Linked DNA regions of Homo sapiens: region 2 is linked to region 1. Evidence: chromatin loops called from intact Hi-C (ENCODE). Cell type or tissue: A673. All regions are shown on one strand.

Region 1 (2,500 bases):
TGTTTTTTGTTTATTTGTTTTGTTTTGTTTTGTTTTTTTGAGACGGAGTCTTGTTCTCTCACCCAGGCTGGAGTGCAGTGGCACAATCAGCTCACTGCAACCTCCACTTCTTGAGTTCAAGAGATTCTTCTGCCTCAGCCTCCCGAGTAGCTGAGATTTCAGGCATGCGCCACCACACCTGACTAATTTTTTGTGTGTTTTTAGTAGAGACACGGTTTCTCCATGTTGGCCAGGCAGGTCTCGAACTCCTGACCTCAAGTGATCCACCTGCCTAGGCCTCCCAAAGTGCTGGGATTACAGGCATGAGCCACCACTCCTGGCCTCTGTGATTATTTGGTCCCAATCATATCACATAACATATCACCCAACAAGACGACAACCCCCTTCAGGGCAGGGCCCAGGGCTGATGCTTCTGTATTTCCACGTTACCTTGCACCATGGTGACCCAAAAAGGTACATGCACCCTTCAAGGCTTGTGGGCTGAATTTAAGGGGTCTCTGTGACTGGAAGGGGTGCAGGCAGCCCTGGCCATGAAAAGGGGCTGGCTGCTGCCTTGTTCTGCTTATTCCTGAGGCCTGGGGCTAAGCCTTTCCAGGCCGAAGAGGCCTCCAATCAGCTGACCTCCTGTCTAGAACAGAAGCTTTGCCTGAGCCTAGCCCCTAAGTTATGATTGCTGAGAAGTTCTCCCCCTCATCCTGCTGTTTTTTATGACACTTACGTAATCACAGATTATATTTAGTCTACAGCCCAAGGTTGGTGAGATGGGAACCACCCAGCACAGCGGGATCTCCTTGGAACCTAAATCCAGTGATGGAATCTTATTGTCCACAGTCTTTTGTGGTATGTGCTACCACCGAAGATCCTCTCCTAACCTATCATGTGTTCAATACGTCTCAGCTCCTAGACTTGCTGAAGCCGACGGAATAAAAGAACCTCTCAACACTGGGGCCAATACTGACATGATGTGAGGCTTCCCCCTGCTGGCCAAAGAAGCCTCTGCCATCGAGGTCGGCCTCTTACATTAAGGTTCAGGATGGATTGGGGCACAAAGGCAAGCAAAAGACACCCTACAAATTTGGGGTACCCTCTTCCAATCCAACCTGGAACCTGCTGACATTGTCCTCCCAGTACCTCTACACCCAGGGATGGCAGTGGCCGCCACTACCTGGAAAACACATGGCTGTTGCTATGGTTGCTGTTGCCATAGGCGACATTGGCGTTGGCATTGTTGGTATTGGCACGAGCCAGGGGGTTGGTGCGTGGATCTTGTGGGAAGTCCTCCAAGAAGACAGGTGACTCCATCTCTTCCATCTCTATCTCAGCAAACTGGAGGGGTCTCTGATTGGCCATGACGGGGGGCAGGGAGTTGGTCCTTTCCAGGAAGTTGTCCACCTGGCCAAACAGGCCTCCAGTCCTCTAGGGGCAAGGAGAAGAGCAGTGACTGGGGGTGAGGGCAGGGAGGGCATGGGGGGCTGTCACTCTGGGACAGTGGTATTGGGAACAAGCAATAGTATTGGGAGACAAATCTTATAAGGCCAAAGGAGGATGGACTGAGTGGTGAGATCAAAAGAAGAAAATTCCCACCCTTAGAAAGTTCTTTGTTTGATGGGGTAGACAGCACACACCTAAGGAGGTATATAGGGGACACAGGCACACAGAAGAGAAGTGTGGTGTAGGGGAGAGAGGGCTGAATCGGGAGTCTGCAGCACTGGGTTCTAGTCCCCGCTCTGAAACTGATTTACTAGGTGATATTGGACATCTCACATGATCTCTGTGGGCCACTATTTCCTCATGAATAACCCAAAAAGACCTAACTAGGTGTCATTAAAGACCTTCCAGCAATAAAGTGTTATAAGAAACATGAGACAGAGCTAAGGATGGAGGACTGGCCTCAGTGGAGGCAGGCAGGGCATTTGATCCTGGAGGGCCTCTGGGAGATGGGTCGTTGCCTAGGGTTTGTGGGGAGGAAAGGGAAGGGGTGAGATTTGGTAGGGAAATGTGGGAAAGAGTGTGTTGCATTTGACACCTCTAGTAGATCAGGTCATTGATTCTGAGTCCCAGGAGAGGTGGGTGGTGAAGTGGAGAGACGGAGTGGGGTATCTTCAGCTCCCATGTCCCCCTCTCGTGTGGCTGGGCTCCCAGCCCTCCTCTCTGTGAGACACTGCCACTCATGGTGTCTAGACCACTAGGGGTGCTCCTGGCTCTCCCTCACCCGGAATATTCCCTCCTCCATCGCAGCCTCCACCATGGCTCTCTCCAGCTCCTCCTCAGCAGCCAGGTCTCCTGAGACCGTGCGACAGATCTCGGGGGCTGCCTCTTCCTCAATGGTCCGCAGCCCTGCCTGGGGATGACGAAGGGACTCAGTTATCTCTCCAGCCCAGGAGAGGAGACCAGAACCACTTTTTCTTTTTTTGAGACAGAGTCTCACTCTGTTGCCCAGGCTGGAGTGCAGTGGCACAATCTGAGCTCACTGTAACCTCTGCTTCCCGGGTTCAAGTGA
Region 2 (2,500 bases), 420 kb before region 1:
TTCAATACATAATCAACATTAAAAAAATGTTCATGGCCGGGCACGGTGGCTCATGCCTGTAGTCCTAGCACTTTGGGAGGCCGAGGCGGGTGGATCACGAGGTCAGGAGTTCGAGACCAGCCTGGTCAACATGGTGAAACCTGTCTCTACTAAAAATACAAAAATTAGCCGGGGGTGATGGTGTGCATCTGTAATCCCAGCTACTCAGGAGGCTGAGGCACGAGATTGCTTGAACCCAGGAGGCGGAGGTTGCAGTGAGCCGAGATAGCACCATTGCACTCCAGCCTGGGCAACAGAGCAAGACTGTCTCGGGAAAAAAAAAATTCAGATATTTTACATTCTTTCAGGCATTCAGTTAAATTTTTACACTTCACAGCATTTACAAGACCAGCCACATTTTAAGTGCCTGATAGCCACAATATTGGATGGCACAGGTCTAAGGGGTCTCTCTCTCTCCCTTTCTCTCATTGCATACAGGAAAGAGATAGCAGGGTCTTAGGATGTGGATTCAAAATGTATTAAATATCATAAGAGAATTGCATTCTAACTGGATGAAAAGGGCTGGAATCCCCACATCTCCTGATGTCTCTCTGGCCACAAACTCCATGGCCTTTCTGGCCTTTGATCTGGTCTTTTGTTGATCTCTGCTGGCAAAGGGCTGTGGTTTGAAGCGTTTCTGATTTCATGAAGTTGGAACTTATCCTGAACTGATGGTTCTACAATAACCTGATTTTATATGTACCTGATGTACTGAAATTAATGCTAACTTCAAAATTATTCCACTTCCTTTCTCTCAGCTTAAAACCCCCCACTCTCTCCCTATAATTTGAAGTCTTACCTCAAAAGTATATGCCCGTGAAAAGTGCCAAGTCAGCAAAAGGGTGAGGCCAAAGACATAAAAAGAATTGTGTGGGCCAGGCACAGTAGCTCAAGCCTGTAATCCCCAAGACTTTGGGAGGCTGAGGCAGAAGGATCGCTTGAGGCCAGGAAGTGGAAGCTGCAGTGACATATGATCACACCACTGCACTCTAGCCTGGGCAACAGAGCATGATCCCATCTGTAAATAAATTAATACATAGATAGATAAAATAATTGCGGGGACCCTTATTTGATACTCATGACCGCTGAACCACAGTTTAAGGAATGATTTTTTTTTTGTACTCAGCTCGAGAAGAGGTTAAAAAAATGCCTTTAAAAAATATTATATAGCATGTTCCTGAGTCCCAGACCAACCTTTCCTTTTTTCTCTTTTGTTCCCTTTTTAACACAATTCTCAGTTTCTGGGTAGCTACAAGCCCAGGATTGCACCCAGGATTCTAAATGAGATGTGAGAAACCATTTACAGAGAGGAACTATTACTTTGCTCTACAAGGAAATCCCCTGTTTGCAACTAGACTGTTGATGATATTATTATCTAGCCCTAGGGCTCTTTCCTCATTATTTTCTGCAATTCTACCTATTAGGGCTCCATTTAAATGTCTCATGGATACTACTTTGATGCATGACCTTCCAGCTTTGTGAGAGTGAATTTCATTAGCCTCATTTCTGCCCATTTCCCTAAACTGTTTAAATCTTTAGTAATCTGGTCCATTCCTAGAATGTAGCAACTGATACTCCTTCATCACAGATTCATCTGTAAACTTAGCTTCCTACCTCAGGACACAGTAAACTCCATGCTCCCTTTGTTTTAAAGGTACATAGTGTGGAGTAATTAGAATGGCACACTGAGGACAGAGGTCCTGCTTTTCTGGGGTGGTAGGTGTGCACCTGAATGCAGGCTGCCTGATCCTGGCTCCTCTGAGCTAAGCTCCCTCGCTGTCTCTACTCAGTGCCTTGGAGTTGTAAAGAGGGGACTCTTTCATATTCTGTCTATGTCATATTCATAGACAGAGTTTTCTCCTAATTCAGGTCTTCCTGCCCTGCTATAACCCTTAGCTCTGGCTAAAGTTTCATTTCTGCTTCTACTTCTAGGGAGGGGTGACGTTTTCATTGAGAAGTGCAATAGGCAGCGGATGTGGGGATTCCCTTTCTCCCCACCATCCCGCCCACCCCCTCCATGTGGCCGTCTTTCTCCCCACTCCCGACTGTGCTCACAACAAAGATAAGACTGCTGGGTTTCATAACTCACATGTCTCTCAGTACTGATTTTGACTTATTGAGGTTGCTACTTTGGCCCAATGCTGTAGGTTGATGCCTCTGTCCCGTTCAGTGATGCGAGCTGAGCTTTTAAACATCTGTGGTCTCACCTCACCTGTTTTTGTGTTTAACCACAATGGCTGAGTCTCTTCAGTGACAGAATGGTAAATCAGGATTTGAATCCAGGCCTTTGTACCCTAGGTTTGCATTCAAGGTAAAAGCTAGGCTTTGAGGAACATCAGCAGACAGTTGTGCATGGTTATGAGAAATAGAGAGGGGTGGGGAAAGAGACACAGGCAGGGAGGTCAGAGAAGGTACTGGGACAAGTGTGAGGTAATGAGCAACCTGACTGGCATCAGGGCAG

The links. Hi-C counts contacts between places; a loop is a spot of excess contacts. Peaks named below come from ENCODE experiments on the same cell type or tissue, not always from the same donor. Only the 100,000 strongest peaks of a DNase experiment are listed, where the experiment ranks them.
Region 2: it touches region 1 in a loop (5-fold over the local background); 35 of 110 quality-filtered maps call a loop at or near these places.

The regions. Positions count from the first base shown.
Region 1 is chr1:201,042,116-201,044,615 of GRCh38, forward strand. CACNA1S (calcium voltage-gated channel subunit alpha1 S) reads right to left here. Exons shown (of 44, transcript NM_000069.3): 39 at 2,213-2,341; 40 at 1,166-1,416. Among named protein-coding and RNA genes, the nearest start is that of KIF21B, 20 kb to the left of the region's middle. In A673, a CTCF peak has its summit at 984 (motif pointing left); a DNase peak (open chromatin) is centred at 956.
Region 2 is chr1:200,626,404-200,628,903 of GRCh38, forward strand. No RefSeq gene overlaps it. Among named protein-coding and RNA genes, the nearest start is that of KIF14, 6.9 kb to the left of the region's middle. In A673, no CTCF peak of the experiment used is centred here; no DNase peak of the experiment used is centred here.